2 separate regions of the Mus musculus genome follow, and region 2 is linked to region 1. Evidence: chromatin loops called from intact Hi-C (ENCODE). Cell type or tissue: heart. All regions are shown on one strand. Links, peaks and the distances in the headings refer to the core of each region. The heading gives the core; the rest is flanking DNA.

What was found. A loop is a pair of places that touch in the nucleus more often than their neighbours do. Peaks named below come from ENCODE experiments on the same cell type or tissue, not always from the same donor. Only the 100,000 strongest peaks of a DNase experiment are listed, where the experiment ranks them.
Region 2: it touches region 1 in a loop (3-fold over the local background); 3 of 42 quality-filtered maps call a loop at or near these places.

What each region holds. Positions count from the first base shown.
Region 1 is chr1:155,809,648-155,814,678 of GRCm38, forward strand. It overlaps Qsox1 (quiescin Q6 sulfhydryl oxidase 1), which reads right to left and starts at 3,252. Exons shown (of 12, transcript NM_001024945.1): 1 at 2,879-3,252. The coding sequence starts at 3,152. In heart, for the core only: no CTCF peak of the experiment used is centred there; a DNase peak (open chromatin) is centred at 3,244; H3K4me3 peaks cover 2,322 bases; H3K27ac peaks cover 1,591 bases.
Region 2 is chr1:155,964,864-155,969,894 of GRCm38, forward strand. The region is part of intron 1 of Cep350 (centrosomal protein 350); the gene reads right to left. Among named protein-coding and RNA genes, the nearest start is that of Cep350, 5.9 kb to the right of the region's middle. In heart, for the core only: no CTCF peak of the experiment used is centred there; no DNase peak of the experiment used is centred there.

The DNA.
Region 1 (5,031 bases), core at 1,710-4,209:
AAGAGCCTAAATAAATGGAGGGTGTGGGGGAAGAGGAGTGTCACCGTCCATTTCTCGAACAGCGATGAAAAGTCCTTGGCAAAGAGCTGGCCTGAGAGAGGTGTGTAACAGCCAGCCGAGCAGAGGCTTGACTGCCCGCTTAGCCCTCCATGACTGTCCCTTTATTTGAATTCCTACCATGAGAAGTAGGTGAACCACTCCTGTCTTTTTCAAACACAGCTTCATACTGCTGCCCATTCTCCTGCTGTGTATAGTTCATTGCCCCAGCTGCTATGCGATCAATGCTTTGTGACTCAGTAAATATTTGCTGAATGATTAGCCAGTGAATAGTAATGAAGGTCCCAATTGGACCCGACCATTTTCTCAAACAGGAGCTCCTCTGGAACAGAAAGGGAGAAATAGACTCTCAGAAACAAGGGCTCTGCCCCAGGGCAGCGACTTCCTGGAGAACCTACCATCAGACTAGACTTGCTAAGAAATGAGCCCTATCCAGTCAGATGAAATGCCCGAAGCCAGCTGGCCAGGATTCCCAAACATCTTCCCAGCCCCCATGATTGTCCATGCACTCTCTCTGCTCCTGCTGAAGACACTTGTAGCAGCTGGTAAGGGCAGTTCACTGTTATGACGCCTCTCAGTGTGGTTTGAGGGCAGCCATCTGCTAGCCCGTGGCCACATGCTTCCTCAGGGAACCTCAGAAGTGAGACAAGCCCTAGCCTCTCCAGAGGGGAACTGTGAAAGACACTGCTCGCTGTTTCAGGCCAACTCCAGATCCTGCCCTCCACCTCTACAATCTTGCTAAAGGAAAGACTCACCCCCATAGTCAGAAAGAGACCCCCCTAGTTTCCACTGAAACCCCCTACCTCCCATTTCCTCCTGGTTTAGCCTCTGATGTCTCCATTTCTCCTTCCACAAGTTAAGATTTGCTTTTGTTTTTCTTTTCGGAGAAGGACTGTCGCTCCCTGCAAGACCCTTTTTGGAAATGTTCGTATATAAACAGGCTGTGTCAGTGCCTGGCTATGCAGCTCACAGGAGAACTCCGGGTTGCGAGAGGCCAAGCATGTGAGTCAGCTGGAAGCTAATCTTTCCCTTTAGCCCTCTTAAAATGCAAGCACCTATTCTAGAGCGAGCCCATATGTTGCCCTTAGAGACCTCTTAAGAGACTCAACTTAGAAACAGATGGGGGACTTTTCTGATGTCTGGGCCTGCACTGTTCTGGCATGACTTGCCCTCAGTGTTTCAGCTCCAGAGCCCACATTCTTTCTCCCTCTTGCCCTGACCAAATGTGCTGACATCATTAAAATAGTGTGAAGGACCCGTCACACGGATGATGGGGACGGAGAGGCATGTGGGTTAAGTATAAATTGGAAGCAAGGGAAAAGAGCTTCTAGGTGCGGCTAAAACTTATTTTGGGGGACAGGCAGTGGTGGCACCCAAGAGGTAGAGGCAGGTGGATCTCTGTGAGTTGAAGGTCAACCTGGTCTACAGAGTGAGTTCCCAGACAGCCAGGGCTACACAGAGAAATCCTGTCTTGAAGAAAAAAAAAAATTTTTTTTTTTTTTGAAAACTACACACCATTCCATGAGACCACTTCAGTAAGCACTTTGCCAGCCGCTCAGGGGAGGGGGAGATGAAGTCCAAGATGACCTTGGACAAAGGCGCTCTTTACACCCATCTGAGCTTGTGGAGAACCATCAACTACACAGGAGAGGGGCTGAGGGGCTAGTTTTCCTGTCTCTAGAACGCCTGGCCCTAACTAAGACACAGTTTTCTCATCCAACTATTACTTCGGGTTAAGAGCTCTGCTAGTCCCCTGCCTGGCACCACAAACTAGGAAACACACTCATCAGAGAAGTGACAAAGTCAGGAACCAGTCCCCACAACCATGCCACTCCTGCTCCCCACCCCTCCCCTTACCCACCCCCAGCACCCTTGACTTGAGTTAGAAAGATGTGTGTATAGCAGGGAATCTTTAAGCTGTAGAGAGGAAATTCTGTCGTGTCCACAGTACAGAGTCTACTATTTAAGCACTTGGTCTATAATAATTACCATTATTATGTTCCCTCATCTGCAAGTCTTAATTTTTCAATATTTTAACATTCCTATAATACAGCACACTTTAAAAATCCCTATACGTTTGGTGGTTTTCTTATCCTGCTACCCCTTAGGCTGTAATTAAATGAAGAGTGGGTCCCGTAATTGGCATTTTAGAATGGAGGAATAGCCAGACCAGTGACTGGAGCATGGAGCACGGGCCAATCACACACCACAGGCATACATATAGTTTAGTCTCATGGGCTTAAAGGCTAAGGTCTAAGCGAGTCCAGACCCAAGGAGAAGAGAAATAAGAATGTGGCCTGGAAGCTAAGGTGCTAGAGGTAGCAGGTCAAGAGAAGCCTGGACTGGACAGGCAAAGAGGAAAACCACCCGATGAAGACAGACATCTACCTCATAGGTAAGGATGAGAAAGGAAATGTGTATACCAACTATGTAACTTGCCACGGGGGGTGGAGAAAAGTGGTGGGGGCGGTAGAATGAATGCCAACTCTCTATCCAGCACTGTTCCACCTCGACTACTAGGGAAGTTGGCAAGAAGGGATCCCTGGATGAGGAAGGAGGCTGCTACAAAGCTGGATTGGAGAAAGGCTCAGAGAAGAGCACAGGGAACAAGAAAACCCTCTCGAAGGATAGAGACAAAGACTTGTCAGAGGAAGACGCAGGAGCAGAGGACTGAGGGGACGCGGCCAGGGAGAACTTAAAGGCTATGGATTGGGGGAGGGGAGGGACTGCGATGGACCAAGGAAGCCGCGAGGGAGGGGACGAGCTAGCGGGACGGTTGGCAGGACCTGCCGGTGGGTCGGGGAAGGCCTCCACTTCTCACCTTTCACGTCGTTAGCAAGCTCCTTCCACGTCGGGGCGAAGGCGATGCAGTGGCCACACCAGGAGGCGAAGAACTCCACCGCCCAGGCGCTGCTGGAGCCGAGCACAGTGGGACGCACCGAATCAGCATCCAGCAGCGTCAGCGGGTCAGAGGACGAGTAGAGCACTGAGAGCCGGGCCGCGTAAGCGCCGGGCCCCGAGAAGAGCAGAGGCGAGAGCAGCAGCAGTAGTAGCAGCAGCGATGGCGGCCCCGAGAGGCGGCCGCACCTCCTCATCCTAGGCGGCTTGAATGTCCACCTCCTTCAAGTTTGTGACTAGTCAGTATCCGGAGCCTGCCGCGCACCAACAGCCTCCGCCCCGGAGGAGGAGGAGGAGCTAAGAGGCTCCGCCCCGAGGCGGGGCCGACTCCCGGGACCGCCCCTGCGAGCGTGTGAGCTGCCAGAGCCGGGGTCCCGGTGCTGGTGGGCGCTCCGCGGTTCCCATCCCCCGGCGAGCCAGACCTCCGAGCTGGGTCCGGAAACGAGTGCCGCCCGGGACCTCAGGCCGCACTCGAGGTCGTTGAGGGGGCCGGGGCAACGTTTGGCCGCTCTCGGCCCCCGTATCCTACGGAAGCGGAGTCCGTTGGCATAGTCGTTACAGATTTATCTTGTTCCTGGAAAGTTCCAGGGGGCTCCTTCTCGCAGTTTTCACATTGGGAATTCGAAGTAGGTGGGAGAAAAGAGCCAGGAGGTAGGACATTGTGATTGTCAAGGCCCACAGGAGCCAGAAGCACGCACGCCTCCGGAGGCCCCACCGTCTAGGGAGCTATTGCTGGAGGGCTTCCTACGAGGGGACAGGACGCCCTCTCCCACAGTTGGCTGGGCTCTGCTGCCTTGGAGTCAAGGTTTCTTTGGCATTGACATCCCTCCACCCTTTGTTGGGTTGATTCCTTCAGGTTGGACTCCCTCCCCACAGCTCAGATGCTATATTGCCCTCAGCCTACTCAGCCTCATGCTCCTATGTTCTCTCAAGTATCCGGATCAACTAAGCTTGTGTCCACAAGTAAGAAAGTGATAGTGAATTTTCCTATGGCCACCTTTTGTACCTCGGGTGCCTTGTGAGATATCTTGAAGTGAATAGGTCATCCTCAGAATTGTCACACTGGCCTTTTTCTTTTGTATCTCTGGATTAGTTAGCCCTCTCTGTGACCCCTTGGCCTAGCCCTTAAGGTGTGTTACTCCTTTCCTTCATAAGAAACTGAGTAACGTCTCTGTGCCAGTCATGCACCAGATATTAAGAATGAGGTGATAAAAGACTGAGGGGTGTGGAACTTACAATGGGGACAGATGGTATGCAAGTGAATGTAGGTTGACTGATGACAAATATCAAGGGGAGCTATGGTTATAATAGGAGGTGGTCAGGGACAGGGACATCTGATATTTGAAGGGACCGACCGAGTCAGTAATACCGCTGAAGACCAAATACAGGTTTGTAATCTTAAAAAATAACAAACCAAAGGGCATGGTGGGGCATGTCTAAAGCCTCAGATACTCTGTAGGCTGGGATGGAACAATATGAATGCCAGGCCAACTTGGGCTACATAGTGTCTCAAAAATAAAAACAACCAAATTATTATATAAATTTCTTATCCTTTTATCTAGATCTTTCTGATAATCTGAAAACCAGTTTCTTTTTTCTGGAGTTCTTGAATTCCCCCAAGATGTCCAGTAGAGTTTGTTGGCTTTGAGGGTAACTGGTTCCTGCCTTCCTCGTTTCCCTCCTGTTTCCACTCTGTTGTATTCCATTATGGGCACAATTTTAACAGCCTTCTTTGCATATCTGAGCCTCGCACACGCTTCCTAGAAAGAGAGACCTTGGGAAAGGGTCAGAGCAGGCTATGTGTCTAAGTGCTGCCTGTTGCTAGAAAGGCAGCATTTTAGGGTCTCAGGTGTTGGAAGCATAATTTTAAGTCTGTTGGCATATGGGCTGTTTGTTTTTGAGGCAGGCCTATTATGTAACTTTGGCTATTCTGGAGCTCACTGTGTAGCCCAGAATGGCCTTGAACTCACAGAGATAATCCTGCCTCTGCCTCTCAAATGCTGGGATTAAAGGCATGTGTTACCTACCATCACCACCCCTGGCACAATTGGGGTTCTAGCTCTGTGGAAACCAGGT
Region 2 (5,031 bases), core at 1,434-3,933, 150 kb after region 1:
GAGCTGAGGTTCAGTGGCCGAATGCTTGCTTACTACGTGCCCTCTACTCAATCCTTAGCGTTATACATACAAAACTTCTTCAAAAAATACATTTTCTTCTGAAAACAGGGGTTGGGAAAAAAACAAAAATCAGTAAATTTACCAATAGTTTAAATTTTTTTCAACCATAAAAACTTTAATCGCAGTTATCAGCACTGATTGAAAAAAAGAGATCGGAGGCTGAGAAGGTGGCTTGGTGGGTAAGAGCACACACTATACAAACAAGAGAGCTTGGTCCAGATCCCAGTCAGCAAGCATAAAGCTGGGCATGGGTGCACGTGCCTGTATGCTAGCACTGCAGAGGACAGCGACAGGTGTGTCAGTGAAATGCCTGTCTCAAAAGGGAATGAGGCAGAGAATGATACAGCGGGGAATCTGACATCCTCCTGAGGGCAAGACGCACATGTGCACATGCACGCACACATGCATGCGCTCATTCTTTATCACTAATCTGTCAATGATCTGACAAAACTGTCTTCATAAACATTTCTTTGCCTTAAAAGTAAGTGCCAAAAATATAGTGACTATTTTCTCAATGTAAAGTATAAGTAGGTCAAATAAGTTTTAAAACTGCATTCTAGCCTACAATGTCTCCATCTAAGGGTCTATGCTAATAAAAGTAAAGTGGTGTAAACATTAAAAAGTTTCAAAATAAATGCCTAATTTACAGTCAATCTACAAATATCTGGTCAACGTTTATATAGCATGTATCAATAGATTACATTATTATATAATGTCATATTTGCTCATAAAATGATGTAGTTCAGGATCACAGCTCTATTACACAAGGAACACAGAAACAACATATGTGCCATACAATCCTTTCACTCTAAGGACAACACAAGCACCACTTTCAGAGGTGCCACAATGAGGTTCAGCAGCAGCCCTGGAGTGACTGAACTGAGGTCATGTCCGCCCACCGGATTTAGGGGCTAGTCAATTGTTTATAATCATTTGTTGATTTGGGTACCAATTTCATGGATATGTACATTTCATAAGACTTAACTCAGTTATACATTTGTACATTGTTTTCGTGCATATCATATGTCATTTATACCATTTTATAAGACTTTTCCAAACACAAAACCAAAGCAACAATCTTTAAAAATGACTTTTTCCTGACTTACGAATTGATTTTTTGACAGTCTTAGAACGATTTGAGTGAGCTGAAGAGGTGGCTCAGCAGTCAAGAACACTTGTAGAGGACCTGGGTTTGATTCCCAGCATTCCTACTGTTGCTTACAACCACCTATAACTCCTATTCCAGGGGTCAGATACCCTCTTCTGACTTTTGCCAGCACTAGGCACACATGCAGTGCACTGACATAAATGAAAGCAACCACTCATAAACATAAAATAAATAAAGTTTAAAGACTTATTTAAACATTGTTTAAAATTATGTCTTTAAAAATCTAAAAATAAAAAACCCATATGCACAGTATAACTTTCCATTTGATGGTATTAAAGCAATATTTTATTAACATATACAATTTCGAACTTTAATCTTGAAACTCCCACTTCTCCTAGATTAATAATGTAAGCACAGCTCTCCTTTTTCCTTAACAGCACATACATTAACTGAGTGATGAAGGCCCTCTACCTCAGCCCAGTACTTCAATGGTTACATTTCCTAACACTAGACCTCTTTTCTAGCTTCTTCTTACCAAGAAAATTCAACACATTTTAAGGTATGTGTATACATGTCCGAGTACACATGTGTGAGTGGGTATGTGTATGTACGTGTGTGCGTGTTATGTGTGTGTGCATGTGCACATGAAGGGCAAAAGTCAAAGGTGGGGCCTGTCTTCCTTTCTCAGACAAAGTCTCTCACTGAACCTAGAGCTCACCTACTGACCTGGAGTACACGGCCAGCAATCCCCAGGGATCCTGCTTCCATCTCACTACAGCCAGGATTACAGGCATATAGCATAATGCCTGGCTTTTAGTGTGGGTTCTAGAGATCTGAACTCAGGTCTTCACGCTTACATAGCAAACAGTTCAATAACTGAGCCAGCTCCCTAACCCCTCAATACACTTTTCATAATCTCAGCTATTTCCCAAATGCTATTGTAACTTGCCTAAATCCTTCTGGGGCTCTGAATAGATATTTAGAATGTGGTTGGAAATTTTACAGGTTTAGGAATGTGGCAGTGTTGGTTATCCTCTGGAGTTCATGACCTCACCACCCACAGGCAGGGCTATATTTACTGGAACAAGGATGAATTCCCATCTACCAAACAGGCCGCAAGTCTACCTGTGAGCGTATCTTGGCCGTTATTGTTGTAATTTACAGGCTTTGACACGGGTAAGACATTGCTTTATTTACACTCCTATAGATGAAGAGCTACAGGTTGTTAAGAGAGGTAGAACTAGCCTTCTTCTAGGACAAGTGCCCTAATAAGTTATCTGATTCCACGTGATCAGTCCTAAATACATACACATATAAGCACCACTAAATGGACTGAACATGTTACATTTATTTATACATGCACACACATACACACACACATATATACACATACGAGTGCACACCCCAATCTGGTTAAAATCATATATATTGATAAGAACTTTTTGTTTGGTCTTGTTTTTGTTTTTCGAAACAGGGTTTCTCTGTGTAGTCCTGGCTGTCCTGGAACTCACTCTGTAGACCAGGCTGGCCTCAAACTCAGAAATCCACCTGCCTCTGCCTCCCAAGTGTTGGGATTAAAGGCATGCGCCACCACTGCCCAGCTAAGAACATTTTTTAAATGTTGACTTGACAGTAAACAAGATCTTAAGCTAACAAAGACTCTGTGTATTCAAACATCACCAAATGTAATGATTTATGTAAGTCTTGGGCAATTGAATACTTGGTCCCTGATGGTCTTTGAGAATGAGGTATGGCCTTGCTGGAGAAAGAACATCACTAGGGGCTTTGAGGTTTTCAAAAAGACCTGCAACTCTTTGCCATTCCAAGTTTGCTCTGTTTCCTGTGAAGTGCCCTGTCTGCTGCTGCTCCAGCAGCCTGCTGCCACCTACCTCTGCTCTGCCATTGTGGATTATCGTCCCTCTGGAACTGTAAGTCAAATAAGCCTTTCTTCCACAAACTGTGTTACTCATAGTATCTTATCATGACAATTGGAAAGAAGCTAACTCACCAAAATCTTTGCCAGATAAGAAAGGTACCAAGACCACGCTTGGGGAGACACAGTTGTAATCCGGGCACTCTGACAGCTAAGGCAGGGGCATAGCTGCAAGTTCAATCAACCCTGGTCTATATAGTAGCTCCAGGACAGCCAGAGCTACATAATGGTCTCTATCTCAAAAGAAAAAAAAAAAGGTATAAGGCAGCCAGGTGTGTAGTGCAGGCCTATAATCTCAGCACTCATAAGGCTCAGGCAGGAGGACTTCAGGTCAGAGCTACATAAGGAGTTCCAAGAAAGACTAGGTACAATGTGAGCCCCTATCGAAATAATAATAAAAGTTCAAAGGCTACCCCAAAACCTATAGCTAAAAAGAACTGAACTTACTATTAACTTGGGAGTTTGTTGGGGAGAATGGAAAAACAAGCGGCCTCCTTATGCTGTGTGTGTGTATATATATACACATATACATAAATATACACACATGTATATAGTGTGTGTGTGTGTGTGTGTGTGTGTTGCCCAAGTAAAATGTCATTTTAACTTTGTCCTTTTCTTACTCTACAGCACTAGCTGGCTTGGAGCTGTCTACATAGAGTACACTGGCCTGGAACTCAGAGAGATCTGCCTGTCTGTGTTCTAGGAAGGTATGCACCATCAAACATGGCTGAAGAAAGAAGAAAGAAGAAGGAAGAGGAGGAGAAGGAAGAAAAGAAGAGGAAAAGAGGAAGAACTTTTCGAGAAAAGGTACCACAGGAACACTGCATCTCCTTTTAGAGCTACTTACCCAGGTTCTCGAATTCCTGGCCACATTTTCCTCACACTTTTGTCCCAGTCTCCCCTCCCCAACACTTTCCTATATGCAGTTATACTTAAGGACATCTAAAAAAGATTAAGTCCCTCACCCAGGACCCCCTTCACTACTGCGTCTTCCTTTACAAACCTCTCAGAAATGCTGCCTCTACGCTACACGTCTCCATTTCCAGATCCTTTCACTCCCTTTCAAGCAGCTGCAGGGTGGCCACCATCCTCATCCTCACTCACTGAAACCATCAAAGACCACTTCTCCAAATCCAAAGGGCTACTTGACCTCTTGACAGCATTCACCACAGGTGACTACTCTCTCAAAATGAATCAACAACAATTTTCCTCTCAGATACTGTTAACTGAAGAACTTATCCCTGATATATGCAATAAAATGGAACATCATATTAATCAAACCCTATTAGTGAACAGAAAATCATCCTGAGAGATGCAGTAGAAGGGACTGCGACCATTGTCTACAAATGGAAGCGGACACACAATGAGGCTAACTGAACCCAACATACTCTGACGAACTCCTCATAGTCTTGCGCGTGCTTTATGGTTGTCTGTGATCCACGTGCTCATAGGTAAAACAAGAGCCTTTACTCACTGAGCCATCTTATTGGCCCCTATCTATCTTTTTACAAGCCAAATCATATTACACAGTATTTCTTCTACACACTATTATATCATGAGCACTGTTCCATGTCAGTACATAATAGTGACAAGAAGCAGCTTTATAATGCACCCTGTGCTTACTTAGAATACAGACACTAAGTCATTTAGTTCTCACAATAGCCCAGAGAGGCATGGACTAGCATTCTATCCACCTTACAAAGCCACAGCTGGTATAAAGTGCAGTTAGGACGTGAACCTGTAAGACATGCTGCCTGGTCCATGTGCTGAAGGACACGCTCAGCTGCCTCTCACCAAGTAAATATAGATCCCTAAAGCCTGCTAACAACTGGGAAGTAGCTCACAGCATGGATATACTGTGATTTTAACTATTCCCTTACCAACGGACATTTTGAACGTTTTTAATAAGTATGCTTCCTTTTATTTGTAA